Regions from separate parts of the Mus musculus genome. Here region 1 is linked to region 2. Evidence: chromatin loops called from intact Hi-C (ENCODE). Cell type or tissue: left cerebral cortex. All regions are shown on one strand. Each heading gives the region's core, and the rest is flanking DNA. Links, peaks and the distances in the headings are about the cores only. Region 1 overlaps Rimbp2 (RIMS binding protein 2). Region 2 overlaps Rimbp2 (RIMS binding protein 2).

What was found. A loop is a pair of places that touch in the nucleus more often than their neighbours do. Peaks named below come from ENCODE experiments on the same cell type or tissue, not always from the same donor. Only the 100,000 strongest peaks of a DNase experiment are listed, where the experiment ranks them.
Region 1: a loop joins it to region 2, with 2.0 times the contacts of the local background. A loop is called at or near these places in 5 of 42 quality-filtered maps.

Annotation. Positions count from the first base shown.
Region 1 is chr5:128,800,884-128,817,088 of GRCm38, reverse strand. Rimbp2 (RIMS binding protein 2) reads left to right here. Exons shown (of 21, transcript NM_001378900.1): 5 at 3,477-3,527; 6 at 10,528-10,732; 7 at 13,126-13,262; 8 at 14,228-14,304; 9 at 16,062-16,171. Among named protein-coding and RNA genes, the nearest start is that of Gm34057, 9.1 kb to the left of the region's middle. In left cerebral cortex, for the core only: CTCF peaks have their summits at 7,490, 8,144 and 8,345 (motif pointing left); DNase peaks (open chromatin) are centred at 7,436, 8,111, 8,345, 9,366 and 4 more places; H3K27ac peaks cover 3,979 bases.
Region 2 is chr5:128,848,026-128,864,230 of GRCm38, reverse strand. All of the region lies in intron 1 of Rimbp2 (RIMS binding protein 2), which reads left to right. Among named protein-coding and RNA genes, the nearest start is that of Gm34057, 38 kb to the right of the region's middle. In left cerebral cortex, for the core only: no CTCF peak of the experiment used is centred there; DNase peaks (open chromatin) are centred at 5,116 and 6,493.

The DNA of each region.
Region 1 (16,205 bases), core at 4,701-9,700, 48 kb after region 2:
GCCAGGTTGGCACAGAGAACAGGTAAGACACTGTCCCTCACTCAGCCTTTATCACAGTGCCTCCAAGAGATAGAGATGGTGAGTTCTCACTACGCACTCCTATCCCTGTATCATTTGCTGAGTAAATTATGACCATGGCAGCCAGCCCTCCTGGGACCTGGGACATAGAGTCCTCCTCTTTATAGCCATGACCAAGGAGCCTGAGGTTGCGAATGGGCTAAAGGTCCTATGATGTGAGTGTAATCACATGGAGACTAGGCTCTCCAGAGCCTTTCTGTGACCTTTTCAGAATACCACGTTCATGGCTGCAAATTTTCAGTGTCTCAGGCCACCTGTGCCCTCGTCCTTACTATCAACAGTATATGCAAAGGTTTGGCCTCCCAGCTTTCAGTCCTGGGTCTGTTTCTGGGGAATGTGCTGGTTGGCACATTCTTTGCTGATTCCTGCCCTTGCCATGGAAGTCTAGGCTTTTGTTGCTTTATGTAAGGAGAGGTGGGATGCGCACGGACCAACACTACACACAGACTCAGGAGTGCAGGGGCCCTGCTGCTGTTTGTGCTACTGGGGATGGAAAGCCAGGACCTGGTACATGCTAGGCAAGTGCTCTGTCACTGAGAAGCGCCTGGAGCTTTTGCAACGCTCCTCTCTTTCCCTAGACACGCCCCGGGATGTGGACACGTGCCTGTCAACATCTCAGCCCTGATGAGTGTCACACTCAGGGCTCCTGTCTGAGGCCCTGCATCTCCAATAGTTATTAGAGTCTCATTTAAACTAATCTCAATAGCAGGAAAAACAAACCAACAAACAAACAAACAAGCCCCAAGACTCTGCTTAGCTCCAGCCCACACTTATTGTCCTGGCACAGGATGGCTTCTAGAGCAAGTGACCTGTGCCCGTGTCGTTTATCCCTCCTGTATGCATGTCTGTCTTGAATCTGTCATTGCATCTGTGGCCTGTTCCTCCCTTCCTGGCAACTGCCCCTGCAGGTGATAGGTCTTTTCTGTTCTGGGGAGCACTTCTGTTCTGGGGAGCACTGTGGGCTTCCTTGGGAGCCATAACTCTTCCTCTGCGCTTCTCCATCTGCAAGGCATCCTGTCTCCCACGAAGGTCACACTCCCTCCCCCACCCCCAATGTTGGCAGTGGCCCCAAAATGAGCCTCACTTGAGCTACTGCTGAGATTTTATTTTATTTTATTTTTTGAGACTCTGGAACTGCCAACGTGGAGTGTTAAATTTAACAGTCTATTCCAATCGCCCAAATGGCCCAGCTTGGAAGTGGCCCATGAAAATGAACTCCTGAGCAGCATCCAGAGGCAGAGATGGAACCATTGCTGCCAAGTTGGTCCGGCCTCCCCAGCCTGCCTGTGTGCTTTGTTGATTGAATCCTGACGGTTGAAAACTGTCTTTGACTCGATGACAGAGATATTTATAAAATCTCTCCGTTCCCTGGCTGATTTCTTCCCCACCCCATGCCCCATTTTGTTATTTCTTCTGTTATTGTTGCTGTTTTGTTTTGAAAGGAACAATCTCAAGTGTCAATGCGGGAGCCGAATTCAATAACTGTGTGATTAGCGGGCCGGGTGCTAGCGGCTCGCCTGGCTCTTAGACCCTCATTGGGAATCTGTGAGAATGAGATGCATGGTGAATGAGCTTTTTGGAAATCTTGGGCTTATTCTCCTTTGAGTCTGGGCCATGGAGCCTCAACCCAGCCCACACACAATCTCACAGTGGCAGAGATGAGGTAATATTCATTTCTCACCCTCCGCAGTGCAAAGTCCAGGCTGATACTCTCTGGAAATGGAAACCCCGATATGAGCCCAGCTGGGCACATGGCTTCCTAATTAGAGCAGGTGACGAGGCAGGAGACTAGAGTGCCAGGAAGCAAACCCTTTCACGAGCTGAAAAATGGGGCCCTGGGGGTGTGGCTCAGTTATTACATTTGCCTGGCATGTGCAAGGGCCTGGGGTCAACTCTCATCATGGCATACATGTGCTGTGACGGCACGTGCTCATTAACCCAACACGTGGGAGAAAGAAGGAGGAAAATTGCAATTTTGCCTTTGGCCATGTGGTGAATTCGAGGCCAGCTTGAGCTACACAAACCTTGTCTCAAAGAAAACAAAAACAAAAACAAAAACAAAAACAAAAACAAAAACAAAAAAACAAGAGAGAATGAAACTGAAGAATACTTGGAGCCACTAATGGGCCCAGCTTGGTTGGACACCCAGCCTGGTGAGGTAGGAGCCTGTGCTCGCTTTTTGCTATAACCTCAGATACCCCGAGCCTCAGTTCATCCATCTTTGGTAGGGAGCATCATATTCTTACCAGTGAGTGATGGCATTTATCCTCCAAACAGAAAACCCAGTGGGAAAGTTTGTCTGCCTAGATTATTACTGCAGTAGGACTTTGGATGTGCTTAGGACCAGGACCTTAACCAGCCACCACAGGCACAGCTGAATTCCCAGATGCCACCATACTTTGTTTCTCTCTGCCTTCCCCTGGGCCAGCTTGGCCTTTGGTTTTCTGTAGCCTTTCCCCTCGTGGTGGTAAGATGGCTGCAGTTGCACCAACTTCTCCTCTCAAGTCCAAAAGGAAAGAGGCCTCCCATTCCCCCAGGGTCTCCCAGCACAGGCTCCCAGCTGGGATTGGGCTCTGTGGTCATTAGATAAACTAATGGGAGAGAGAGTCTGAGATTGTATTTATCTCTTCAGTAGAAAAAAAAAAATCCAGGCGCTGCTCTTTGGTGAGGGGGCCATTAAGACAAATATAACATGGACTGTCACTATGCCAGGGTGTCAGGAGGAGTGGGGACAAATGTGATTGTGTTTTAATTTTTTGTATGAATCGTCCTTTGCCAGGCAGGGGCAGTTTCATGTGAAATTTCCTCAGTAAAGCTAGTAACATGTTTTCTGTGCGGTGTGACTTTAATTATGGGGGAAGGGGGCAGGCCCCTGCTGTGGGCTGGAGGTGTAAGACCCCTCGCACCAGGGCACCTCCTTCAGGCCAGGGTGATCCAAGGAGGACTTGAAACTTATGCAGGGTGGTGCCACATCTCCCAGGCAGGAGGATGGACTAGAAGAGAGTGCTCTTCAGGCTTAGCATGGAGAGCCCGGCTTCTCTGGTCGGTCGGAACACACCGGGTCCCTTCTCAGCTGCAGTGGCAGAGCTGTGAGCCTCGTGCTTAGCTGCCCAACGAGATGCTACCCCAGCCCATTCAAGCTGTCCTCACAGGCACATGCTCTCTCCTGGGCACCATTACCATGTAAGAGTCCGATCTTTCTCTGCCTGACTCCCCGCAGATCGTCAGATTCAGCCAAATCAATCGTCGCCACCTGGTGCAGCTCAGAGGAAGACCTGCAGCGTTTACCCTCTCCTGGGAAATCAGGACCACATAGCACACTCTGGTCTTGCTGATTCTGGCCCGGAGTTCCTCTTTCCCTGCCTAAATGCTTTCTTTTCTTTCTCCACCACCACCAGGCTCAGGTTGAAGCTAAGAAAGAGCATGAAGGTGCTGTGCAGCTGTTAGAGGTGAGCACAGGTGGGCGGGCGGGCGGGGCTGGGTCGGCAGAAAGTAAATGGTCCCTGCCGCCTGTCAGAAACTGGATGTGGCCCCAGCACGCCGCCACTCACATTATCCTTGCAAGCAAGCTGTCTCCTAGGCACTGTTACCACTTCTGTCCTTCCCACTGAGGAGACAGCACCGAGCACGGAATCAGCTTTTCCTCAACCTCACAGCCTGGGTCAGAGGTGGGCTTTGGCTAGCTGTTCTCATCGAGCCACAAGGCGGCGCTTTTCCTACACTTAATGTTGGGTTGTTCCTAGGGATGCCATCCTCTAAGGGGTGGCATAGGGGGACAGTGCCGAAGCTTTGCGCTCCTGCTGGGGAGACACTTGCAGGATCGGAGAAGGGGGGGGGTCTCAAACAGCAGTTCCCAACCTTCCTAAATGCTGGAACCCTTTAATCAGTTCTTCACATTGTGGCGAGCACCGCCCACCCCCACCCCCCCACCCCCGCCCAGCCCCTGCAATCATACAATTGTTTTTGTTGCTATTTCATAACTGTAATTTTGCTACTATTATAAATCATAATGTAAATATCTCGTATGCAGGGTATCTGATATATGGCCCCCAAAGAGGTCACAACCCTCAGGTTGGAAACCACTGGTCTAGGAGCCAAAGTGGTTAATGCTGTACCAGCCACTGATGGGATCTTTGTCCCTGTGGAAGTGGCCATCTGAGCCACATGTAGATCTTCCTGAATGGTCCCGAGGATCTGGAAGCAAAACAGCCACCAGGTCCCATCATCTGGGGTGGCACACAGAGTGCCTGCTCCTGGTCTGTGACTTTGGTCCTGGGTGGGTCTTCTTAGAGAATGGTAGATAGGTAGAGGGATGGTGAGAACTCGGTGTCCTTGGGGGGTCCTTGCCAGTCATTCCTCATGCAGAGTGAGTAGTTAGCCAGCGGTCACGCTGTGAGGCAGGCAGTAGTGAACTGGACAGACTGTGTAGCTCCCCAGGCTACCTGCTGCCAGGGAAGGTAGGATTTCCATGGAATCGTAAAATGACCCTTTCCCCAGGGGAGGAGCTGCTACTGCTGAAAACAGAGTGTGTGCACATCTTATGCCACCCCTTGGAATCTATAGCTCCCCCAGGAAAGGTTCTGTGGTCACTATCCCATGAGCTGATCTTGATCGTTGGAAATTTCCCATTAGTTAGATCAAGAGGGATATGTGTGTCGGATGCCAGAAAAACGCAGGTCTTGGGAGAATGGAACGGGCCACCTCCAGATGGACATCTATCTTCCTGGGGGACAGTTTAGTCTCACCTCCCCTGGCAGGAAAGAGTCCCTTTCTTTAGCTGCCCTGAAATGTACAGACTTGGTTGCCTGTGTCACTCCAGTCTCCTGCTGAGTTATCACTGCAGCTGGTAGCCTGTGTTTTGAGCTTACGCCTGCTAACATCTACGACACAACATGCCTTTGTTCAGAAGCTGGGGTGGGCCATTTATTTGGCCATGGGCTGTCCTGAGCACTGTCTACTTCATTTACACCATCTCTCTGTAATTGTCTCGTCTGGCTCGCCACCCAGAACACCCTGGACTGCATGCAGGTATTCAGTGTGGCTTGTCCTCTCGAACATGTGCTCTGTGGTACTTTCCCTAGGCGGGCAGCTCTGAGCCCTGGGTCTGCTCATCCTCCTCCTCTCTCCCTTCTATGGAGCACCTTGAGGGTCTAACACTACAAAGGGACCTGGTGTGGGTGTGGACCAGGACTCCGCAGCCTGGTGCCAGCAGAGGAGTGGGCATAGGAATACGAAAACGCTTTCTTGGAGTGCTGAGCTGACCCTGTGCACACATCTCCCTGCCGCTGGCCAGTGGTATGAATTCAGATGACCATGGGCGAGAGGCTGGGACTGCTATTCCTTGGGGTTGGTTTGTGGTTGGGAGGGACTGGCAGTATGCCTAGAATTCCATTATGGGTCATCAGAATTCATTCTGGCTCCTCCTATCCATCCCGAGCCAACAGCAAGCTCCTTCCATAGGGGAGAGCCACTCTGCTTTCTTTCCAATTGTCCCCCAGTGTGGCCCCTGGCTCAGACCAGACACTGGTACTGAAGTCAGAGAGGGGTAGCTTCCCTACCTGCCAGATGAGGGGCTTTCAATGCTAGACTGATCATCATGGCATCTCTGGGAGCTTGTCACAAGTCTCGATCCCCAGGCCCAGGAAGAGCACAGATGGACCTCTGCCTTATGCAGCCTTGCAGGGTCCCACGAGGATGGGGCTGAGCCACACGTAGGAGGTGGCGTCAAGCTAGTTGATGGGAATGAGGGACACTTGAAGTCTTGACCAACGCATAATTGATAAGCCCAGGCCCCGCAGCCCAGCCTGGATCCCATCTTAGCACTGTGGAGAGACAGGGACCAAGTCCCTCACGCTAGTTGTCAGGACCCCCTCTAAGGGTGGGTATCTTCAGAGTATATCAGGCACCCTAGATGTCGCCTGGGTGACCATCTTTAGGCAGCCTGCAGCCCTGAAGTATGAGCAGTGTGGCTGCATTGGAGGCTATGTACTGTTAACACTGAAGCCCTTTGCATACCCACCAGCTCTGTAGATATTTGCAGAACTGATTCCCAGAGGGTGCAGGGGGATGGGGTGGGGAGATTGCCATGCAGGACACCTGAGAGAATGCCAGGTTCAGGAGTGATCGTTCCCATCATTCAGGCGGGGACCCCGAGAGCAAGAAGAGGCAGGGTCCCCAACACACAGACAACTGCGTTCCTCTCCTCACAGTAGGTGAAGTTGGGGTCAGCTGTCTTGCTGAGTTACAAGGGAGCTCTAGGGAATGCTGGCCCTTAGTTCATTTGCTCCTGGCAGGAAGGACAAGTGTGCGTGGTGGCATCGCCTCTCTGGCACTGAGAAATGTCATACATAGCTCATAGCCAGAATGATGTATAGGAAAGAACACAGTGTTTGTGGGCAGTGTCAGGGTGAGAGCAAGGGGTCTGGGCCCTGAGGATGGGGTCATTTCCACAGAGATCTGTTTCTATGGCAACAATGATAGATGAATGAGACTCCACGTGCTTGTAGGTAACTCTGCAGGTGATCTCTGCATGTCCCATTGTCTTTAATTGGAGAAATGTCCTTTACCTTCAAAGCTACCTTAGCTTGGACACTAGCCCAGCATGCAGCCCCACACCTCGGAGGAGGAAAGTCAGAGAAACGCCTGTGGAGGAGGCAGGAAAGCCGGCAGTCACGTCTTGGGATATTTGCCTCTGGCTTTTAAATGCTCCGCTTGCATTTGCAAGCTGCTGCACTTATTCCAATTATAGAACGCTTTGCCATCTGCCACCACCACGGTCCTGGTCACAGCACAGACCCCTCCATCCCCCGCCTGCAGGTGGTGCTTCTCTGAGAGGCTTGGGCTGGCCCATCAGGGAAGAGTGGGTGGGTGTGTCCGTGAAGCTGAGGGAACACACAGAGGCAAGGTTCCCATCATGCAACGGAGAGAGACTCCACAATGCTCCAGATAAACTGAGATAAACACCACGGTGTTGAAGCAGTAGCCGGGAGCAGCACAGGCCTCTGCAGTTCCTTTCAGAGTGCCCCAGGAAGTGGGTGACATACAAGCTATCAGAGCTAACCAGTGAGTGGCCCAGACATGCATTGGCTGCAGCCAGGGAAGGCTGGGGGCTATGTGCACATAGCCTCCTGAGGAGCGATCAACAGGGACACATGGGGACTTGAGGCTTCTGTGGGCTCTTCCTCTTTACGGCTGGAAACTCCTGAGGCCCAAGTTGGCATCCTGCCTTTTCAAAGCAGAGAGAGCAGCCGAAGGCTTGGGAAAGAAAGATAGTGTTCATCAGGGTGGCCTGGCACAACACTTGGATTCTCTGTCTCCTCTGACCTAGAAAACCAGGCCCTTCCACTCCATTTCAGTTCACTGAGGCTCACCCCCAAAGCCAGGCCCACTGTAGCGCCCCTAGTGGACGCACTTTGCAAAGCAAACAATTACCTACACAGCAGGGACATTGGTCTGCTGGCTGCAGTTGGTTCTACCCAGAAGCCCCTGCTCTCTTGAACACACGCATCTCCACCGTCAGGTCCCTGCATGCTTACCAGAGGGAAAGCTGCAAGTCAAACATACCCCAGGCAACTGGGTCTGCTAAACAGTGTCTAGACACAAAGACTGTTAAAAACTGTAGCCTTTGGGGCTAGAGAGATGGCTCAGTGCTTAAGAGCACTAAACTGCTCTTCCAGAGGTCCCGAGTTCAATTCCCAGCAACCACATGGTGGCTCATGACCATATGTCATGGGATCCTATGCCCTCTTCTGGTGTGTCTGAAGATAGCTGCAGTGTAATCACATAAAATAAATATTTAAAAGAAAAATTATCCTAGCCATGGCTACCGTCTCCAGGACAGCAAGCTGTCATTACCCTGTGCCTTGTTCATTCACGTATGGGACAGTGCTCGAATACGTGAGCCAACTCTGTGTTTAAATACCTTAATTATTTTATTTTATGTTGTATAGGTGTTTTGTGAGGTTGTATACCATGTGCCTGCAATGCCCACAGAGGCCAGAAGAGGGCGCTGGACTGATTGGAACTCAAGTTACAAACAGTTGTGTGTTTCTGCGTGGGTGCTGGGAATTGAACCCAGGCTGTCTGGAACAGCAGCCAATGTTTGTAACCACTGAGCCATTTCTCCAGCCCCACCTTTAAACACTTTGAATTTCAGTAACCAATACCATCTTTTTGCACTCCTTGTGCTTAGGAAAAAGTATGGCTATAAGGCTAGCATACAACAGGTCCACGTGTCTCTGGGGCCTCTGGACTGGCTGCTGGCGCCCTCTAGAGGCCAAACTGGGCCATGAGTACCCATAGAGCTAGAGGAATGGGCCAGACCCGATGTCTGAGCTGGTGATGCTCTCTGAATGCAGAGCCCCAGTCAATGCTCCCTGACCATCCCTAGCTTTGGAAGAGTGAAACACTACTTATTCATCTCTGAGGGCATAGCTTCTCTCTATCCGTATACCATCTGTATCAACCTTTTTATTCAGTAATAACTTTGGACTCATTAGAGCTTTAAAAAGCAGCAGGGACACTTTTTATAAGCTCCACCCCTCCCAGGTACCCCGGCCAAAGTATTTTGCCCCATCAGAGCAAGTCCAGGACCTGAGGCTGGAACGGTGCCAATCAGCCAAGCTACAGCTGGCCTCGGACCTCACCACCCACTTGGCTCTCTTCTCATAGTATAGTTCTAGAGTCCCATTGCTGTTGCAGACCTGCATGGTTACAATCCAATGTCTTGCATCTTCTGCCACCAGAGGACACCTACTCATGTTGCCCCTGAATAGTCACACCCTCCCGCAACCTGACGAGCACTGAACTGTTCCCGAATGCATAGCATTGAAATTTTGTGGTGTGGATGGAGAGTCCTCCTGCCTTTCGTTCCTTGGGTCTGGTTATATGCGTAGGATGCTTAAGAGGTGCTTTTTGGAGTGTCAGAGGATACAGGTGCTATCTCCTGCTCACCCTCGTACCCAGGAACCCCACTGGCCTCTGTGGGTACTCATGGCCCAGTTTGGTTACTCAGATGATCTGATGGCTTTCCCCTCATGGGGACATTTGATGCCACTCCCTCTGATGACCCTACCCTCATGTAGGATTCTTGGATGCGTTAAGTAGGAGTGGAGCCGCTAGGGCCCACGGATCCTGAAGTCATCATCCCACACATGGATTCTGCCCTTGGAATCACACTTGTCCTCACAGATCTCCCCAAAGCTCTCCAGGGCCCACCTGTGCCACAGAGCCCAGAGGTTCGGTCCCTTGCCGTCCTCTGAGGCGACTGCTATCTTAAGCCAACCCCATTCAGCTTTTTAAAAAGAGGAACCCTGCTGATTTTTTTTTAATGAATTGAAGAAATTAATTATAGGCTTGGGATCCGTTGTGGTTATTTTTGGAAACCCGTGATCGCAGACATAAATAGCACCCGGTTCTGGATGAAAGAGCTGAGAGACTTAATGCTTATGGCACAAGGAAGAGGGAGAGGAGGGAGAGGAGGAGGAGGGGGAAGGAGGGGAGGATAAAGAGGTGGGGAAAGAGGTAAAGGAGGAGGAAGAAGAAAGGATGCGGAAACTCTGCAAGAGCGGGGAGAGGATGTAGATTAGAAAGAAAAGAGATAAAGAAAGAGGAGCAAGAGGAGGAGGAGGAGGAGGAGGAGGAACCATGTCCACTCCTGAGCCATGGATCAAGCCAGGTAGCAGACTGACTCAGCCATTTCCCCCCTACATTCCCACATGCCTGCAATAAAACAAGAATCTATTGAGCACCAGCTAGATACCTATGTTTGTATCAAATTCTTCTGAGAGCAGCAGGAAGCACACAGATTAAACCCTCTGTACGAGCCACACAGCACTCAGGAACAGCCTACCACACCTGTGCCCAAGGAGGGAGCTTGCTGGCTGCCCTTTTCTTCCATGTGTTTGCCTGCCTGAAAGGTTCTTGTCTTTCCCTAGGCGTCATGGTGGTGTTAGCTAATGACAGTGGCGTTTCTAACCCAGTACCACGTAGATACTCCCTGGTGTGGCTGCCAGCTGTGTTCTTCAGGGGTCTTCAGGCCCATGGGATGGACACCCACTGAGATGGCATGGCATGATGGGTTGGTAGCTGGGCTGCTCCCAAGTCAGAACTGTTTCAGCCGTACGCTCCAAATACCAAACAGTCATGCCAACCACAAAGTGCCCAGGCTGCACACAGAGCCTGGAACAATCCACACTTGGCTGGGAGTTGAGCGATGGCAAGATTTCTTGGCACATGTGGCTCCTCATGGTGGCCAACAGCCAGGCTGCCTGTGAGGCTGGGCTCCCAGACGCTGCTGTTCTGTGGAGGTGGAAGCAGACCCTGCCACACACAAGCGCACAGCCTATCATATGCACGCACACTCACATTCTTAAAAGGCACACATGCCCTGAGCACATCTGCACCACTGACTATCCCTTCGTTGATCGCTGTTCTGCCTCTGCTGTGCAGTCCAAGGTCCGAGAGCTGGAAGAGAAATGCCGTGTGCAGAGTGAGCAGTTTAACTTGTTGTCCCGGGACCTGGAAAAGTTCCGGCAACACACTGGGAGTATTGACCTGCTGGGCAGCAGCTCAGTGGCCCTGCTGGATGTTCCCTTGGCCCCTGGCAAGCCTTTCCCTCAGTACATGAATGGACTAGCCACCTCCATCCACAAAGGTAAGTGATGGGTGCTCCCAACGGTTCTGGGAGGGTGCCTGTGGCTGAGAGTATAAGGACCTACTGCAGCAGGACTGTGGACAACCCAGGTTGCTCATTCGTAGAGTGGTTTGGATACTCCCATTCTCCCTGTGTTGGGGGAAGCATGTTTGTGTGGGTAAAGATGCACATGCAGGTGTGAGTACATGCATGTAGAGAGCAGAGGTCAACCTCTGGTGGTGTTCCCCAGGAACCATCCACCTTGCTTTTGTAAGTCAGGTATCTCATTGGTCTGGGGTTTGCTGATTAGCCTAGATGAGTATGAATGAACTCTAGGGATCTGATGGTCTCCGTGGCCCCAGGGGTGTGCTGGGATTATGGGGTATGTTGCCATGTCTAGCTTCTTGCATGGGTGCTGGAGACAGAAGTGAATTCCTCATTCAGGTTTAGCAAACACTATCAATTAAGCTATCCTCGAGCCCCTCCCTCCAGATTAAAGGCTCATACTTGTAATCCAGCATTTGAGAGACTGATGCCAGAGAATTTCAGCTACTTCCGGAACAGCCTTGGCTATATTGCAAGACCCTGTCTTAAAAACAAAACCCCAAATTGTTGACTTCTTTTAATTAAGAGAGCTGAATGCCAGACTTCCTTTTGTAGCTGTATTAAGATAATTTCCAATCTCTCCTGGTCCTTATCAAAATGGAGAAGTGCTTCTGGTGCTATTATTATTATCATTGTTGTTGTTATAAAACTAGGCAATGCTTGTTGTTCTGTGTCATCATCAATGGGGTTCTTCCCCTCAGCCTCTCAGCTTTGAACCTTTCCTTCTAACTCTTGCATTGCAGAGACTGACAAACAACATCAGTAGCTGTTGCTATGAGAAACAAGATGGATGGGATGGGACAGCCCACACCCCTCTCTTTGTTTACTGAGCCTTGTGCACCCAGGAGGTGTCTGGGTGCCAAGGCTGTGAAGTCTGTTAAATGACAGGGTCCCATGGGAAGCCCTGCTCAGATGCAAGATGTCAGATAGGCTATAAGGTGGCCTCCAGCCCACACGGATGCGTGTAGGTGGATGGTGAGCTAGAATGAGGCTGGCACATGGATAGCTGGGCTCAGTACCAACTGGAGAACATATTCAAACTGTGAAAGGCACAAACCAGCTTCTCCCTCCCCACTCCATAAATGTACTGGGATCCTAGCTGCAAGGGAGTCAGGCAGATCATGCCCCCAGCATGGCAAGATCCTAGGAGGTCATCTGAGGCAGAGCTGAAGGTTTCTTGTGGGGACCAATCACATGGCCACCTCTACCTGGCACGTGTCTAGTCCTGACTCAGAAGGAATGCAAGTGGTTGGCACCAGCCACAGGTGTGCTCATGAGGCCCCTCCCTTTCTGAGACTTTATAGACATTTCATGGCTGCTGTGTGAGAGGCTTATGATAGCCCCTGCCCCATAATGTTTCAGTAGGTAGTTAAGTATTGCTGGGAGAGACATTTTCTTCTGTGGTGTAGCTGTTTGCAAGTGCTCCCTACTCTTCTAATTAGCTCTATTTAAACTTGTTGGCTCATCAGGACAGTCCCTTAAAGATGTGTTCATGTGCCCCGGGACCCAGAGCATAGGCTTCCTGACTGTGTTTGGGAAGAGTATAGTGTGATTAACTGTGGGTGTAGAATTGCATGGCAGGATCTAAACCTATTCACCTGGAAGCCCAGGACTTCCCACTAATGCTTCAACATCTTCCTACTCTCTTGCCCAGCTGGTCAGCCTTTACTTCTCTCTGCTGTGACATCATCAGAGTCCACATGTGACTGGGCCAGTTTGGTCTGCATCTTCTGATGCCTGGATTATCTTATTTTATATAAGGCACTCCAGGTTTTTCCATGCTAATGGGAGTGGTAAAATTTTCCTCTTGGACAGGTTGCCACTTTTTAATTTAATTTAATTAAAAATTTTAATTTATTTATTTTTGGTCAAAGTGATTACGAACTTTAACATTGATATGATCAGAGAAACAGTTATCATGCGGGGGGGGGGGGGGAGAACTACAGTGTAGCCTGGGTACAGCTTCACTCAGGTACCCTTGATGATGTCACAGAAAGTCCAGACTCTGACTCTCTGTATTATAGTGCCCGGCTCTGTGGGTACACTCCTCCTGGTATCAGGCTGTGTGTGTGGGGTATCAATAGGCCTCACAGCCCCTCAATTTCAAGCCAACAGAAGGGAAGACCCCTGCACTTAGGACACACTGACCCTTTCTGAATGGACCTTCTTGTGTCTCAGATCACAGGTCACCACCAGGCCCTCAGTACAGCCAGCCTGTATGCTGCCCACAGTGAGACCAGCCTGAGGCAATTAGTATGTGGGTGGGTGGCCTGCCTCCTTCCCTCATCCATTCCCCTGTTCCCATCCAGGTCACGAGGGCCCCACTGGACACTACTCTGTGATTGGTGACTATATTCCGCTGTCTGGGGACAAGCTGGAGTCTCCGTGTGTGAAGCCCTCCTTCCTCTTGCGATCCAGCAGCCCAAGATGCAGATTTGAGTCCGAGGTGAGTCCTACCTAGTCAGCTCTAGGCTGTATCTGGGAGGCACCTATGGCCCTGCCTCCTCCTTTTGCCCACTCACCTTGGCCCCTCCATTGTTCCTATCGATTTTCCACATCCATCCTTAGTGACTCAGCAGGTGCCAGAAATCACTACTGTTTACAGGCAGAGGAGACTCGGGGTCTCAGCACTGTATCAGCATCCAGTCAGCCAGGTCCCGGGTGAGGGTTCTGAAGACAGCGGCAGAACAGGGTGTGTGGACTTGTAATGGCACAGGGAGGGGCTGTGAAACCAGGAGGGCTTCTCGGTGGTGTCACCGAACGTCTGAGACACCAGGAGCATGGTTGGCTGAGTGGAGCTGGGAGATTGGGGAGGAGGGGATAGATGTGGGCTTTGGTCCCTTGCGTGCTCCTAGGAAGGAGTGGCATGGCTTGGTTGGCACCATGAAGGGGAGCACTCTGCCTTCCACACAGAGAAGGGATAATAGGGGGAGCTTGCCTTCCTTGGGACACTGTTACTCAGTCCCCCTCTCAGCCCTCTGAGAAAAGACCACATGCCCCTGGGATTATTGCAGTAGGGAACTCTGGGCACAGCGTCCTTAAGCTCTGCAGACCCCGAGACAGCAGGGGAAAGTGTGAAATGAAGGCTCTCCTGGTGGCTCCTTTACTGTAGCTCTCCTTGGCTTCCTGAATGCCACTTGGAGATGGCGAATTCGGCCCTCCATAGCAAGAGCCCTCTGAAAGCAGAGGACATGGTCACCTCTGCCTTCCATAAGCTACTTGGCGGCATGGCATTCGGGTGTCTTAGTGGGGTGGGGGTGGGGGGCATCCAAGTCTCTGCCAATGTTTAGTGTAGGATTCCCAGCAGATGTCTGTGGAAGTGGATCCCACTTCATAAGCCTTTCACGGGCTGGGGGTGGGACACGGAGTCTTTAGTATCAGTCAATGGAAACCATGATCACTGCTCCACAGATGGACAATGACCGGAACTCTAACAACTCCAAGCAAAGCAGCTCGGGGAAGGTGCACCTGTGTGTGGCCCGCTACAGGTAGGAATGTGACGCCGCCCCCACCCCAACCCACACTGAGTGCTGGGGCAGAAGAAGCTGGTGAGAGGCACGGAATACACAGGCCTCCGAGCTTCTGTGAGTCAGGGTCTCAAACTGAGCACACAGGGGCTCACTTCCTCGCATCTCCAGATGTCAGCAGATGCACTGAGGAGTCCTGGCCATGCTCCAGGAAGACTCAAAGAGAGGGTGTTGGGGCCTTCTCAGGTTCTGGTGGCCCCAGTGCTCCTGGCTGTTGCTGTATCTCTCTAGGCTCTGTCTTTACCTTCCCATGGCCCCCTCTTCTGTGTGTGTTATTGTGTCTTTTGCATTCATGTCTACCCTGCCTAGTGAGATGTTTTCTCACTTGGGTGCCTCACTGTGAAGGAGGCCACATTCACAGAGACTTGTGACAAGTCTTTATGGGGGACACCATTCAACCCACAACAGGTGACAAAACAGAATGTCACAGGGGATATGCTCAGAGCCTCCATTCCCCCATCTTCTAAAATCTAGCAGAAATCCCAGGCATCATATTTTAGAAGTACTCAGTAGGGCATACAGTCGATCAAACAAATGCAGTTTCTAGAATTTCTTCTTTGTGAAAGTGTGCTAAGATGCATCATCAGGACATCTGATGGGACATGGCATACATTAGCCAGGAATTAGAAGCAGTGTCTATATTGTCCACATCTGACATTAGGAAACCAGTTTGATAAAGTGGTGATCAGCAGAATACTATACTTTAACTACAAAGATGTCTTAGTTAGGGTTTCATTGCTGTGAAGAGACATCATGACCAAGACAACTCTGATAAAGACATTTAATTGGGGCTGGTTTACAGTTGCAGAGGTTCAGTCCATTATCATGGCAGGAAGCATGGCAGCATGCAGGCAGACATGGTGCTGGAGCAGCCGAGAGTTCTACATCTTAATCCAAAAGCAGCCAGAAGAGACTCTTCCGCCCTAGGTAGAGCTTAAGCATAGGACCTCAAAGCCCACCCCCACAGTGACTCACTTCCTCCAACAAGGCCACACCTACTCCAACAAAGCCACACCCCTAATAGTGCCACTTCCTATGGGCCAAGCATATTCAAACCACCACAAAAGGCAATGGCAGACTTCATGAGGTAGAAATATAGTATGCTACATTGTAAGGCAAAAAAAAAAACAAAAAAACAAACAAACAAAAACAACAGTTAAGTAGTATGTCTAATGTGTTCTAACTTAGTGGGTTGATACATATTTAAAGGTAACAGAATTGGTCCAGAGAAATGGCTCAGCTGTCAAGAGCACACAATAGGCTTCCAGAGGACCCAGGTTCAATTCCAAGCACCTACATTAGGCAGCTCACAATTACTTGTAACTCCAGCTCAAGGGGATCCAGTGTCCTCTTCCACAGATACTGCATACACATGTGCACATATACATGCCCAGACACATACACAGAAAGAAAGAAATCATTAAAAATAAAAGCAACAACATTCATTTTCTTTGTACTAGCTCATTAGTTTGGAAATGTGAAGTTCAGGTGCAAGAGACACACAGGAACAAGCTGTCTGGACAAGATGGAAGACTCAAAGAGCTCTCAATGGCTTTAATTCCCTTTAACCTATTGGTGTGAGCTTGCCAGAGGAAGCTTGAGAGGAGGCACAGGATCTCGCTAGCACAAGCCGTGACACCATTAGTGATGTAATAGGTATGAGGAACCTGACAGATCTTGGCCAGGGCTACTGATGTACAAACTGTTTCTCCCTGCAGTTACAACCCCTTCGATGGGCCCAATGAGAACCCAGAAGCTGAGCTGCCTCTCACGGCGGGAAAGTACCTCTATGTCTATGGGGACATGGATGAAGATGGGTTCTATGAAGGTCTGTGGATGCGCTGCGGTTGGTGGGCACTGAC
Region 2 (16,205 bases), core at 4,262-9,261:
AAAGAAATGCCGTTAAGAATGCCTGCTGACACTTATCCCATGTAAACAAACAAATCCAGAGAATGTGGGCTCTTTGAGTCATTCTATCCCACACAGGTAGCAAGGACATCCTTCATATTATCAGCAACTCTTTTTAATTTCATTCTACGGGCATGGCTTCCCATCACATGGAGGATTAGGAGAAGAGGAGCCACACTGGGGCAGCCTTTCTCAAATCTCTCCCACACCACGGTGAGTTCCTAGCCTCAGTTTAATATCGAAAAAATGATGGGCCCACATCTTAACCCCATTCCAGGATTTCTCAATAGCCTAGATTAGTGACCTCCCTTTTCTCCAGCATGGGAGCTGTAATCCCCCAGCTTTGCTGCCTGGACAGGAGGCTTCTGTGGGCTTTATTGTGTCTTGAGGCCTTAAACTGCCTAAGCACTTTCCTCAGGAAGTCTTAGTGTGAGACGAAAACCTTAGACGGACATAAATAGAGATTCGTCTTCCTAAACGATTCTTATAGCCATGCTTCCGGGCCTCCTCCTCACCACGGTTGTTTAGCTAGAAAACCAGCTACATTATGCAACACTAAAGGAATCCAGGGCTTGGAGGATGCTGCAGGGGCATACACACACATGCTGAAGAATGTAGCTTGCTGTCTTTATGTCTGGCTGCTCTGAGCTCTACTGCCTAAGGGAAGAGCAAGGAGACCCTGATCCCTCAAAGGCTTTAGCTGGGAAGACTCAGAAAAATGCCGAGATTTTGCAGCCGGCTCTCCAGGTCGCCCTCTCTGCAAAAGCAGATACAAGAAAATGTTCTCTCTATACATGGGTGGCTCATAGCAGAAGGCTCTGCTTATCAGTGCCAGGGGACAACAGGAAGCAGTGGCCTTCAACCTTCCTAATGCTGCGGCCCTTTAATACAGTTCCTCATGCTGTGGTGACCCGCCCCCCCCCCCCCAGCCATAGAATTATTTCATTGCTACTTAAAAACTGTTATCTTGCTTCTGTTATGGACCGTGATGCTAACATCTGATATGCGATCCCAGAGGGGTCGAGAGCCACAGGTTGAGAACTGCTGGAATAGGCACAGAGTGGGCCTCCAGGGCTCCCTCCTTATCAGCCGAGGGGACTGGACTGGGGGATAGTGAGGTTGTTGACATTTTCATCTCCCTTCACATGGCCAGGCTATCTACATGAATTGTCTTGGTTTCGGAGTGTGGGTTAATAAATTAAGCACCAAAGGAATCTTTTACACAGTTATCGTGTGCACGTGCAAGTGTGTGTGTGTGTGTGTGTGTGTGTGTGTGTGTGTATGAATGAGCCTAGCTACAGCTATGACCACACATAGTTTTGCCACCTTTGAAAAGTTGCCTCTGGAACAGAAAAAGAAAAACAAAGAAAAGATAAAAGCCAAGTATGCTGGCTGACTCTAATCTTCTCCCTAAGGAGACAGAGGCAGGTTGCTCTTTGTGAGTTGTTTGAGGTCAGCCTGGTTTACACAGGGAGTTCCAGGCCAGCCAAGGTCACTTCCTGAGACACTGCACCCTTGCAAAACCCCCAAATCAGAAATAAACAACGACAAAAATGTAGACAAGAAAGTTGGCAGGAAGAAACCAGCTGCGGTTCTGTGAATGATCGATGGTGTCGCCGATGGTGTGGTAGCCCTTCTTCTGATGTGAAGGTCCAAATCATTTTTGAGTCGGGCTCTTCCATCTGTCGTTCTTTTCTGCCTTTTGCTTCACAGGACCTCAGCTGGACCTCCAATATGGGTTGAAATTTTCTAGTAGCCAAGTCACAGCAAGAAAAGAAAAGTCCAGCATATTAGCATCAGGCGATGCTTAGTGGAATGTACTTTCAATACAATCGGGTCACTATGAAATCACTGTGAGTTTTGACTATTTCATGCTACCTCTCTTTTCGTAATATGTCTGGAGACCCAGGTGTGCCCCACATTTAAATCACAACCTGGGGCACCTCAGCTGACTGCCAAGGGGCTCCTGCATCGGCTGGGACTCAAGCCCAGCTCAGCTTCTACTTCTGCTATACTCCCCGAGCTTTGGACATCAGGGAGTGAGAACAGCAGGTTCTGTCTCTCTCATCACCTTGTTGTTTTCCAGAAAAGGCTCTTGGACCTAAGAGCTGTCTCAGTGGGCAAAGTGCTTGCCATAAACGTGTGAGGACCAAGGTTCGAATTCCCATAAACCAATTAAAGCTGAACATGTTACTCCATGTTTATATCCCTGGTGCACCTGCGGTGAGACATGGCCACAAAGAAGGATGAGGTGGGAGGGGAGACATGACACCCAAGGCTGTCCTCTGGTTTTCATAGGAGGACCGGGGCATGCGTGTGCCGCATTCACATAGATAAATGTTCTGCACACACATGCATGTCTGTGTATCCTAGAGACACACAATTCCTCATAAAAATACATAATTTAAAAACTAGAAATGTAAAAAGAAACATTTAAAAACTGAAGATGAAAATAAACATGGCTGGAAAGATGGCTCAGTTGGTAAAGTGTTTGCCAACTGAGTTCGATTCCCAGCATACACATAAAATGCTAAGCTTGTGGCTTGCTCCTATGAGGCCAGTGCTGGGAGACACAGCCAGAGGGATGCCCTAAGGCTCTCAACCTAGCCTACTGGGCAAGCTCTAGGCCAATCAGAAACTCTGTTTCAAAAATTGTGGACAGAGCTGAGGACTGACCTGAGGTTGACCTCTGTTTCCCCCACTGCTACCTCCAAATTCCAAATGACACTGATGGAAAAAATAAAGCTGTTAGATGCAGCTTGGTCCAGAGACAGTCTCGACCACAGTCACAGAGTAAACCAACATTTGCCTAAGAGATAGAAAATGCTTGAGCCTTGTCCTGGCAAGGTTTTCTAAAACGCATTCTCCAGGTAAATAACACATCTCTGGGAGCACATTAATGTGGCACATTGCTAAGGCTGGGCACTGTATCTCAGGGATCTAAGGACTCTCTGGGTCAGACCATTAGTCCCAGCCAGCTCTCCTCCAGTTGGTGCTGAGCTCCAGTCCCCCAGCAGGCAGAGCAGCTGCCCTCCTCTCCCTCCAGCCCCTTTCAGTACAAAGGACACTGTATCAGAATTGAAATCTGCCAACTGGAACATTGCCTGCTCTGGTCTGAGACTCTCAGGTGTGAGCAGCATGCTAAGGGGGCTGAGAGAAAGAGGGGAGGGTGAAGGAGAGAGGAGTCCCAAGGCAGACTTTGCAGTGCCCGGGCTCTCCATAGCTCACCATCTATGAGGATTCTGCACCGGCTTGGCGGTATCATCCAAGGGAGCAGCTAGGACTCTATTGTGAGGCTGGCTCTGACCATGCAACTGGGCACCCCAGGGTAAGGGCTTCATGGAGAACAAAGTCCCACATAGGACAAATGGCATGTCTTCTCTACGGGGACTCAGAGGGGCTGGTGTGAGGTAGACAAGAAGCGAAGGGGATGGAGAGAAGGGAGGAAGCCAAGCCTATTGGCTAGAACAGGCATGGTGGGTCTTCCTGTTGTTCTCTGGCAGCTTCAAGATGAACGGTAGATCAGCAAGTGGTGTCTGGCAGCAAAGCCAAATGCAGGCCACCCTCAGCCAGCGGCAACCTTGGTGGGGTCCTCTGTCTTGAGAAACAAATATTCTAGAAAAATGTGTGGCAACTATTGAGCCACGAGTTTCTAGATTCCAAGGTCCTTGAAACCATTTGCCTTGTGGTCACTTTGGCAATAAGGATGGCTTGCCACCTTCTTTTATTAAGGATTTATTTTAATTATGTGTCTGCGAGTCTGTGTTTGTGCATGCGTGTTGGGTGCAGGTACCCATGGAGGCCAGAAGAAGGTGATGGAGGTGGACTTACGATGATTGGGTACAAGTTGGTTTCAAATGGTGGGGTAGCAGGCCCTCTGCAAGAGCAGTGAGCATTTTAAAAAATTTTTTAAAGAATTATTTATTTAGCCAGGCAGTGGTGTCACATGCCTTTAATCCCAGCACTTGGGAGGCAGAGGCAGGCAGATTTTTGAGTTCGAGGCCAGCATGGTCTACAGAGTGAGTTCCAGGACAGCCAGGGCTACACAGAGAAACTCTGTCTTAAAAAAAGAAAGAAAGAAAGAAAGAAAGAAAGAAAGAAAGAAAGAAAGAAAGAGAGAGAGAGAGAGAGAGAGAGAGAGAGAAAGGAAGGAAGGAAGGAAGGAAGGAAGGAAGGAAGGAAGGAAGGAAGAAAGAAAGAAAGAAAGGAAGGAAGGAAGGAAGGAAGGAAGGAAGAAAGGTAGAAAGAAAGAAAATTATTATTTTATGTATATAAGTACATCGTAGCTGTCTTCAAACACACCAGAAGAGGGCATTGGATCCTATTACAGATGGTTGTGAGCCACCATGTGGTTGCTGGGAATCGAACTCAGAACCTCCAGAAGAGCAGCCAGTGCTCTTAACTGCTGAGCCATCTCTCCAGCCACCCCCAGTGTGTGTTCTTAACCACTGAGCCATCTCTATAGCTCCCTCTTCTTACAAGATGCGCCAGTGTCCAGAGCTCTTGGGGATGAAAATGTGACTTGCCTATCTCCAGTTTCACATTTTGACAACATTTCTGACTCTACTGTGCTGTCTCTTTGTGGGTCTCAAGGCCTGGGAAACGAGGAGTTCTTTATTGAAGAGAATGCAAGCTCCTCCTTGGTCAGCATGGGATGGTTCCTTGTGACACATCCCAGGTTTTCCAGTCCCTGGCCCACAGGCTCTGGGAGGACCCTTTCCCCTGCAAGCTCATGGTCTCTTCACCTACTGGTGGTTTCTTCTCATCCTAACTTCATTTCTCAGCAATGTGGCAGTGATAGGGTTAAATCTCCTCTGAGCTGGGATGGCCACCCCATTTCCTTTACATTACTAGTAATGTAAACCATTGAAGGTGTTTTTTTCTCATACCATAAGACAGCTCCCCCAAACAGAAGTGAGGAAATGTGTGGGCCCTTGGCTGATTAATGTCTGCAAAAATTTAAAACTAACAAACACTTAGAAAGTAATTGAAGCAACAAGATAATGCTTTCTATGTATATCACCCAAGGCTTTTGGAAATAATAGGGCCAAGGATTGGCAAAGGTGTGGGACGATATGGAGCTTCGGAGAGAGGAGGTGGAACCATTCTGGAACTCCAAATAGTCTCACATCTCCCACAGAGTGGAAGATTAAAGGACAACCCTGGGGGTGGGAGGCAGTAGGGAGAACCCTGAGGGACAGATAGACCACATTGTCTGGGCTTCATTGAACATATGGCTTTGTGTTTACATTTTAGTTTCTATTTAGAATTTTAAGTTAGCATACAAAGCTGTGGATGTCATCATGATATTTTTATACATGTGTCACAAAGAGGGGATGAATAATAATAATAATAATAATAGTTTTTATTATTATTGTTATTATTATTTTATAAAGAAAGACTCATTCCTTTAGTAATTACTTGAAACTGTGAGGCTCAGGGGTTCTTTCTCACCCACCAGCCTCTTTTCTCAAATCCATTTGCGACTTTGTTTTCTGGAGAGGATTAGGTGTTTCTAAAGTTAGGGGATTAAGCAGATCCATGGTGATAGAGACTCTCTTCTGAAACTTAAGATGGTGTTGGTGTGAAGCCAAGCAGAGGTTTATATACTTGAGGTGATGTCTCATGTCCTGTGGTCCCTGGGGCTCAGTTCTGCAGGAAAGGGGAAATTCAGGGTTCGGAGCCCCAGTGAAGCTACAGTATCAGAGAGAAAGATTCCCAGTAGGTCCACAGATGACAGCTCACACATGGCGCTCTCTCTAGCTAGGTAATGCCATGGATCCACACGAGGCCATACATTTTGACTGGTGCTGTGTGCTGGGTCTTAGGGGCAGCTAGTGGCATCCTGGCTCCCCCTACCTTGTCTTCTTGATTATCTGTTGAAGCCCTATCTGGTTCCGATTCTCCCAGAACTCCTGTTTTCATCTCCCCAGGGCCTCTGCTCTTGAGATATCCACGAACTCTTCCTTCCTAGGCTTGGTTCATGTCACAGTTCTGTTCTCTCTCTCTCTCTCTCTCTCTCTCTCTCTCTCTCTCTCTCTCTTGCTCTGAGTTGTCTTTTCCTAGAACCTAATTCATCTGGCACATCGTGGTCCTTTGTGTATCTCCCCAGCTAGGATATAGCTCATAAGATCAGGGTTTATCTTGGGGGTTCCCTGGGGAGCCCCATTACTGACTATACTTGGGGCTTCTGAGCAGGTCATCTGGCCAGAGTCACGGCCAGGACATCGGGACACTTCTTTTCCCATAGGAGGATCTTCAGTTTGCACGAGCATCTTGTGTTATGACCCTTGTGTTAGGAACCCACCATGGTGCTGGTTGGCAGTGAAATCCTAACAATAAGCAGCTACTCATTTGTTAGACTGCCAGTGTGTGCAACAGCCCAAAGGCCGGTATGAGTTAGTGTGGTCCTTGAAAGTATGATACAGTATGAATTCTCCAGCCTGCTGCTACTTTAGCCTCGCTGACTGTGGCTGCTTCAAAGGAAACCACTGCAACTTCCCTTGCGAATAAGCCACAGACCAGATGGGCTTTTGAACGTCTAGTGTGTTCTGGGAGCTCACTTTTAGATCAGTGGTTGGGTGAAGCTTCTGTAAAACAGGAAGAAGTTGGTATCTTGGGCCTGAAGACAACAATGGTCAGGCTCACAGGCGAAGGATGCTTCTCCTGGGAAGTAAGGGAACAGCCCTCTAAAAAATGCATAGCCCCAGGCCAGATGGAGGGCAGAGTAGTTAGGATGGGCACCAATTGGGGGCTTCTGCAGAGCCTCCTATCACCTGAACACAGTCTCTGATGGCACAGTCTTGGGAACTGACTGGAGCCTGGATGTGGTGGGTCCTGCCTGACCTGAGATGTTCTGCCTCTCAAACTATATCCTGGAAAACCTTTTTTTTCTTCATAAAGTACCCAGCACCAGATGTTTCTGTTATAGCAAAACAAAACAGAGCAAGACAGATGGTATATCGAATGAGTGGGTCTCTGAAATAGACTAGCTGTGTGATCCTCCTTAAGTTTCTTAACCTCTCTGAGCTAGCCTCTGGAAGAAGCCTACAAACAGACAGGTCCGATGACAAATGTGTGGATGTTTACAGCTGATTGTCACTGTCTGGAAATACAGACTCAGCAATTCTCAGATTTTTTTTCAGCCTTTTTTTGGGGGATGGGGGGCAGAAAATATCAACCCTTATTTTCCCCTATTTTCCTATTAGATTTCTTTATCTTTCAATATTGGTCATGATCTCTAACCCTTGAAAACACATAAAACATGTTGGGCCAAATGCAGTCGTCTGCCACCATGCGGAATGCTTTTACTCCCTTGTCTGTGGGGCACACTGGGGGAACTGCTCTTCACTAAGGCTCTATGGGCATGCCTATGTCAGCTTTCAGAGCCAGCCCAGTGACCCTGCAGGAAGCAAGAGCTGCATGCTTATTGCCAGTGCTTCCTTCCAGACAGCCAGAGCAGGGATTTGGTGCTTACCATTGTCTTCTTTTCCACCCGAGACCTGCTTGTAAAGGGGGCAGTTTCAGAACTGAGCCAGGCTTGTCTCTAAGCTGGCTCCTCCGTATCTTGTCCAGGTGAGATGGGTAGGGTCATCCTCTTATCCCAGGTACCGGGAGGCATCGCTCTGAGTACTGGGGCTAATGGACTTAGTAGAAAAGGGCGTTCCTTTGCGATGGGACAGATGCCCTGTGAACAGCCTGGGTGGAGGAGGCTACATCAGGGAGACGGAGACTGGAACTGATTTTTTATTAGCCTAAAATATGGTGGCGGTCAAGGTGTGGGTCATGACGCTCACTTCTGCTGGAGAGAGCAGGAGGTATTGGGGACATTAAATCACTTGATGGTATAGCATAGCCAGAAATGAGGTATGTATGTGTGTGTATGTGTGTGTCTGCTGAGAGGGCTAGAGATCTCTTAGGTCCTTACGGAATCTTTTCTGGCCTCTGTCCATCAGGATCTTTGCTTGGTCCTGGCTGCTTTGCTTAGGGATCATGTGGGCTCTTGGAGATGTCTGCTGTAACTTTCTTTTAAAAAAAAAACCACCTTATTTTTAGTGATTATCCTAAATGCTTTAATCTCCCCTTTAACCCACCACTCACCAGAGGTAGTGAAAAAGAATGGATATGGGGGGTAGGGGGAGTTATGACCTGTTTCAAAAGGTTCTTTAGAGCAACTCCCACCTGTGTTGTCTGTAAATCGGCAGTTCGGTTCGTAAGTCAGCAGTGGCAGCTCGATCCACTTGCAAACACTTCACGGATACATCAGTTCCTTAGAGTCAGGATAGCAAACAGGAATCAGCAGTTGAGGCAGAGACAGCCAGGCCTCACCTTCAGCATGAGTTGGCAGGAGAGGGACCAGGAGGAACATCAGGAGAAGTTCTTGGCTGTGCCTCTCTCAGGGAAACGAAGATCAGCAAAGACTCGAGACTCATAAGCTCTGCACTGCTAGCTCTATGAGCAAGCCAAGCTCAGCCTCTGTCACTGTCCCTCGAGTCCTATTTATATTCTCCAAACATCACATGTTCTCTGCCAATCAGCTTGAGGCTGAAAGCAGCAAGAAACTGTAGCACACTACTGGAAGTTTTTTGGGTGTGTTTCTCTCTATGGAGTCCTGACAAATGAAGCTCAACTATGCACCGTAAGGCAGAACAATACATGGGTGCTGTTAGCAAAGAATCCTTCATCACGTGTCCTTTCACCTGTGTCTGCTTCAGCTAAACATTCCTTCACATGTTTGCCCCAGCAAAACACCATCTGACCGACTTTTCAAAGACCTCTTAAGTTTCCACTTCAGTCTGGTCCTGATTACTGCTGTTGAAGAAGTAGCCTACTGGGTATTTGTGAGCATCGCCTGTGCCTTGGGTGGTCTCTCTGCATTACCTCATCCAAGGCCATCAGGGAGCCTCATCAGATGGCTTCCATGGGGAATAATGCTGTGGTTGGTGGGATATAGGCCATAGAGCATCATGCACCCACCCTTTCAAGCTTCCAGCTGGTTTATACTGAAGCTATATGTATGCTCATCTTTTTTTTTTAAAGATTTATTTATTTATTATATGTAAGTACACTGTAGCTGTCTTCAGACACTCCAGAAGAGGGAGTCAGATCTTGTTACAGATGGTTGTGAGCCACCATGTGGTTGCTGGGATTTGAACTCCGGACCTTCAGAAGAGCAGTCGGGTGCTCTTACCTACTGAGCCATCTCACCAGCCCCCATGTATGCTCATCTTATAGCCACTAACTCCAATCTCCAAAGACATTCACCAGAAATGCATACAAATGTCCATAAGATATACATGTATTCAAGAATGTTCTTACTAACATTTAAAAAGTTTTTTAAAAAATAGTTAAAAATTAAAATCTTAATTTTTAAAAAATTAAGGTCTTATTATGTACCCCTAGCAGAACTGGTATTTATTATGTACTCTAGGCTAGCCTCAAATTCATGGCACCTGTCCTGCCTCAGCTTCCCCAAGTGCTGGCTTTACATGGGTAGACTACCACACATGTCTATAACATCATTTTAAGCATCTATCTATCTATCTATCTATCTATCTATCTATCTATCCTTCTATCTATCTATCATCTATCTATCTATCTATCTATCTATCTATCTATCTATCGTTAGATTAGCATAAGGAAAGCCAGTTACCCATCATTCTTAGTGGTTAGACTTTGGGAAGGGAATGGGTCTTTCTGAGTGCTGATGAAGTTTTTCTCTGGCAACAAAGATGGCTACTCACTATGTATATCATGTACCACATCACCTCCTCAGGGACAGTTTGCCATACCAGCATCCTCATCTGCTGGCTTGCCTGAAGTGGTTATCTTGGGGAATTAGAAAGGCAATGTTGAAGGCTGAGGTCTAGAAGGAGAGGTAGAAAGGCTGGTGGAGCCTTAATGGAGAGTGTCATTGTGTCTAAACCATTAATAAATTCTCTCTGGAAGAAGAAGTGCCTTTTAAAAATGTCACTTAATGTTTTCAGGGCCTTGTTATCTGTGGAGAGACCCACAGAGGCTCATCTTTTACAGTAACAGAGATTTAATTGATATGCCTTCCTTCTCACATTAGTAGCTGGTGAACTCCAAGCTTAGCTGTACCATGTAGCAGCAGACCAATGTCCTAGGTGTGGAATTCCAGCTGTCTAATTTCCTCCTCCCAGTCTTACTGCATGGGTATTTTATCACAGGTACCCTTCAGTCCCTTTTAGGAGTTAGGCGTCATTTATGTGTTCTCGTGTGCAGTTTTGGGTGACAACCAATGGGGTTACATTTCCCGCAGGGATACAATTCCTAAGTCCACAGGTCATGCTGAAGTCGCAAGGAGTGAAAAATTAATCAGGAGTTCTCTTAGGCAGGTATCCTGAGCCTGTTCCCACCAGCAGAAACAGACACAGGACGCCAGATTCTTCCGTGGTTAACTTTACTTCAATGACATGGTGAGGTAGACAAAGAAGGCTCAGAAAGTGTGTGGCTTAAATACTTTTTGGTGACGTGTCTAAACTAGGACTGGTAGCAACACCCATGATTCTCATGCACCCTAGGGATAGGCTAAACGCCCCAGGGGTTGGGCTAGTGCCCTGGGGGATGGACTGGTGCCCCGGAAATGGGCTGGTGACTTTTGGCGGGTTTTTGCTTTTAGCACATGCGCATATAGCTTGTTCTTTGTTTAGGTGGCATAAGGCACTGCGGAGCCAGCGCCATCTTAAGATGGTAAATGTTATTGCGGCTCTCCACAGGCAGGAGCTAAGCATCTCGAGTCTCAGGGGGTTCCATGGCCAGCTTTCCCAGGCTTCAATCATGTCACAAACATGTGCTTTTCATTTATGTCATTACCTGCTGGGAATTTTTAATGTGAATGGAATTAAACGATGTATGACATTTTGGGCCCAGGGTCCTTCATCCCAGAATGTTTTTGAGGATTTTCTCAGAGTAGAAGGATATTGAGGCTTAGAACTGCCTTCCTCCCTGTTGCTCTGGGAAGGCAGACTGTTGTTTGGGCAGCAGTGCCCCCTCCCCCCTTCACATAATGGTATTTCCGATTTAAACGATCTCATGCAAATTGCCAAGAATAGAGGGTTACATGATTTACTCATGACCACACTTAGACTGGTGGGACTAGACCTTCAGTCTAGGCTCTCTGGGTTGTGATTATCCAGATCCACATCCAGCGTGATGTCTTGGCATCAGCTCCTCTGGGCGGATGTGGCAGGAGATGGTCAGGACCCTGGACAGAGCCAATAATCCTCGGAATGGGAGTTGAGAATTTTGTATATCATACTGTATTTATACCACATTTCCTACCCCTCCTACTCTGCCCATGCCCTCCATTTCCTCTCAAATTCATGACTTCTTTACCTCTAGTTATTATCATTATGCGTGTATGTATAAATACAACCAGCTAAGTCTGTTTAGTATTGCTCATATGTACATGTGTTTAGGGCTCACTTACATGGGATTGGATAACCTATCAGGGGGCTTGTTCCTGGGAAAGGCTAATTCTCTCTATCTCAGCAGCCATTAATTGCCCATAGCTCTTCATCTGAGGGGTCTTGGGAGGTCTCTCCTACCCACATTGGCATGTATCGTCACCATGCGGGTCTTGTTTAGGTGACCATACTGTTAAGATTCTATGAGCACAGTTTCCTTGTCACATAGAGAAGATGTATCTTGAGCGATGGGGTTGGCATCCCACAGTCAAAAACACTGACCCAGAATTGTTTCTTTCTAGAAGAACTGCAGGGACAAAAATGGAGAAGAGACTGAGGGAAAGGAGGTCCAGTGACCAGGCCAACTTGGGATCCAGCTCAAGGGAGTCTCCAAGGCCTGACACTATGACTGATGCTATGGTGTGCTTACAGGCAGGAGCCTAGCATGGCTGTCCTCTGAGAGGCCCAATAAGCATCTGACTGAGACAGGATGCAGATACTTACACCCAACCAATGGACAGAAACCGTGGACCTCTGTGGTTGAATTAGGGAAAGGCTGGAAAAAGCTGAAGAGGAAGGTAACCTCATAGGAAGACCAGCAGTCTTAACTAACTTAGACACCTGAGAACTCTCAGACACTGAGCCACCAACCAGGCAGCATACACTAACTGGTCCAAGGACTCCCTAACACATATACAGTAGAGGACTGCCTGGTTTGGCTTCAGTGAAGGAAGATACACCTAACCCTAGAGAGACTTGAGGCCCTAAGGAGTTGGAAGGCCTGGTGGAGAGGCGGGGTTGAGGACATCTTCTTGGAGATGGGGGAGGAGGAAGGGGATGTGGAATTGTGGGAAGGTGGACTGCAGGGGAGTAAGGACTGGACTGTAAAAAATATAAAAGAAATAAAAAAATAAAAAAATGGCATTTACTTGTAAGAAAAATGTATAGAAAGAAAGAGAGAGAGAGAGAGAGAGAGACAGACAGACAGACAGACAGACAGACAGACAGACAGACAAAAGAAGCCACAGTCTCAAAGTAGACATCTTGCTCTGCTCCTCTGGCTCTTGCAATCTGTCTGAGCCTTAGGTGGAGGGGATCTGTTTAGGATGCACCAACTGGGGCTGGGCACCTCACGGTTAGCAGATTTGTTCTCTAAAATTTGATCACCTGTGGCTTCCTTTGATGGTGATAGATCTGCTTTAGAAAGGGGCTTCGTGATGAGGGTTGAGAGCTACACTTATCTGTGGTTGTAAGGAAGTGCGTTAGGAATGCAGGTGGGGATTATGGGGGCTTCTCAACTGCTCGCTCCTTTGCACATCACATCTCTCTTTACCACCCTCCACCCGTCTATCTTCAACTCCTCCCTTTCCCTAGCAGCTTCACCCTCCCTGCCAATGTCACCATGCTGACACCACTTGCCAATTCTTCCCAGAAAGAATGAGACCGCAAGCACAGCCCAGTGGTCACTTTGTCATCGACGGTACCGTTCTTCCATGGCATTATTAGACTAGACTTCATGCTGTAATGACACAGTTTCTATTTGAACCCACTGGGGTGGCTCTTTCTAATTTGTAAATCATTACACGTGTTCAGCCATGAGAGTGAATTCAAAACTTTTGCAGCTCTTCTTGGATGAAAAAAAAAGGTGAATATCCTTTAATGAAATACACAAAAATGACCAAGTTCAGAATATAAGTCCAGTCTCCTTCGGTATGCCATTCCAGTCCTTCAATCAAGTATCTCTTTGGAGGAGAAGATGTTACAGTCAGGGATGGACAGACAGATGGCTCCGTTGGGGAAGGACTTGCCATACAAGCATAAGGACACGTGTTGGATTCCCAAGAACCCACATAGAAAAACCATCAGAGTAGGTCTGTAATCCCAGAGCTGGGACCGCTGCAACTCTCTGGCCAGCCAGTCCAGTTGAATCAATGTGTGTTAGGTTCACTGAGAGGCTCTGCCTCAGAAAAGACGACACCCAGTAGCAATTTTGTGTTCTCCACCCACATGTGAACACACATGCCCACAGGCACGCATGCATGCACATGCACACTCACACATATCCTCCCGTAAAAATGTTGCATCTGAAAATTTGCATTGCCATAGCTGACCTCTTTCAGGCTCCTCCTGAGTCTTTGCTGTTTAATCTCTTGTAGAGTCCTTTTCCATAAAAATCACCGTTTAGACTCACTTGGCTCTTAGCCCTAGATGGCCAATGTAGAAACTGCTTGGGTCAGTGAAGTAGGATGCAGCCATCGACCATGAGTTTGGATGTATGTTCATCTTTGATTTCATGGAAGTGAAGGTTCTCCCTGAGATTAGCTTAGCTCCCATTCCCAAGCTGTGCCTGCCTGCAAGCCTCTAGCTTGGAGTAACTGTGTAGCCTTCTAGAATCTTCTAGTTAGACATTTCTGGGCTTGCAACCCAGGAGCATGTAGTTTGGCAATAATGGGTCAATCAGGGTGGGTAGGGTTGGAGTTAGAGACCCATAGTGCTTGGTTCAAACCCTGACTGATGCTTACACGATGAAGAGACTTCTTACTCTGGTTGTTAGTTAACCCCCTGTACCTTTGTTTCTGGATAAGGGAAGTGAGGTGCCACCTTGCAGTGCTGATGTAGCAAAGATTTGGGGAGCTGGGGAGATTTTAGGAGGAGAAGGAGAAAGTAGCCAGCTCAGAGCAGTTGTTACACAAAGTAAGTCCTGTGTTCCTGGCTTTCAGGGCCTCCCTGAAGGTCAACAATACAATCTCTCCACCTTTGATATCTATAGCATCCCTCCTTTGTTCTCTATCCAGCGTTAGACATGTATGAGAAGTGTCTCTTGGGTCTATAAAGTGTTGCAAGGAGCCTGGCATTTGGCTTGCCCATGGAAGCATTCTGTGCTGGGCCTTAGACAGAGGCACCACTGCTGGGCTGTGTGTTTGCCTTGCTGCTGGGGTGCCCGAGTGCTGCGTGCAAGCTGTCCAAGGGAGGAAGAACACAGTCTATAACAGGGGTCCTCAGTCCGTGTTTTCTCTGGTGGGAAATGAGTTCTGGGATGGTTGCCATGGCTCCCAGGCTCCTGTATACCCAGGCACTGTTGGGAACATGGGTCCATGGTCTGGGCTTTTCCCTCAGGACATCTAAGTACCAGGCAGGAAGGGGAAGGCAGAGCTTGGGACAGGGACGGGACCTGGTTTGGTTCTGAGTGAGTGCCAAGAGTATGGAGGGGCTGAAAGAGAGGAGGCCTCTTCCGGGAGATTTAGGCATGGCTCTTAAAGATGGAGTGCTCCTCCCCTGCAACCACCCCACCCCGAGATCCTTGATGAAAGAGATGGTCCTTGCTTGTCCAAACTGCTTTATTTGATGGCAAATGTGAATGCATACACCTTACTCAGGGTGAACCAGGGATTAAATACCCTTTTTAGGAACGGATGCCCAGGAAGGGAAGCTCATTGACTAAACACTCGGGACCTATGTAGATACCTCATTAGCACAGAGAACTCCAGGTTTTTATGCTACCTGACTGATTGCCATGGTCCTCTCAGTGGGGCGTCATGGTTACATGTTCCAGATCAGGTAGTTTGGCAGGGAGCTGGTTCCATTGGTGTTGTTCTCAAATCTGAGGTTTCTGGAGGTCTGAGCCTGCTCAACCTTACCAGTTCTGTCTGGTTGCACGGTCCTCTTGCCCCACACACCATGAGATCTTTCATGAGTTCCTGTTCCTCGTCCTGACTCTGAGGGCCTTCCTTGCTTTCTTCTCTCACTCCACATGTATCTGAGGAAGGCTACCTGTGACCTCCCACATGACCAGCTGCATTTCTGCCCCTGTCCTAGCTCACCCTCATGAGGCTGGGACAGGGGCTGTGTCTAGAACACGTGTGTGTCAGGCACCCACTGTGACCAGAGTCTAGAGGAGGCAGAACCCACGAGTTTTCCAGGAAACTTGCTTCCCCTGTCTTGCCTCAGTTTCTCTGCTGTCTGTGTTATCCTTGAGGATGGGAGATAATCTAAGCCTGTTTTTCTCCACCCCTGACATCTTCTTGGCATGCTTATGCTCTTTGGAAACTGGGAAAACTGCTTACCTCTCCATGCTGTGCTAAGAGGAGAGCTCAGTCAGGGAACCCTAGACTGGGTGTGCTAAATAACTGATATGTCAATGGCTGAAGCCCAAGATCAAGGAGCTGGTTTGTTCTATCCTATTGAGGTTCCCTTCATGCTTGCAGGTGGATGTGTCTTTACATGGCAGTGTGTAGAGTGTGTGTGTGTGTGGGGTGCAAACTGAAGAAAGAAGGGAAGAGAGGGAGAGGGGGAGGGAGAGAGCGAAAGGGAGGGGGAGAAGGGGAGAGGAAGAGGGAGAGGTATTTGCATTATTATAATTGATTGCATGATTGTAAGGCTATCTTAGTGATCTCTCAAGAGCCCTGTCTATACTTATTGCCATATTGTCACATTGAGGCTCCTGGGTCTACATTTGGAGAGAATACAGTTCACCCCGCAGGAAGTGCCCACGGTCACATCAGGCTCAGGTGCTCACCCCAGCACCCTTTATCCTTTCTCCCTGCAGCTCCTGCCCAGTAGCTGTCTGTAACACCCCCCCCCCCCCACACACACACACACTCATCAGTATTTGGATTCTGTCTCTGTCTGACATCTCTAATAAAGTGCCCCACTTTCAAGTCAAATCCAACCAGTAGACGTGTCTATTCTGGGAACAAATATGCTATGCATGTTTTTATTTGAGTCACTAGACCATATATCAAAAGATGAGTAACCCAA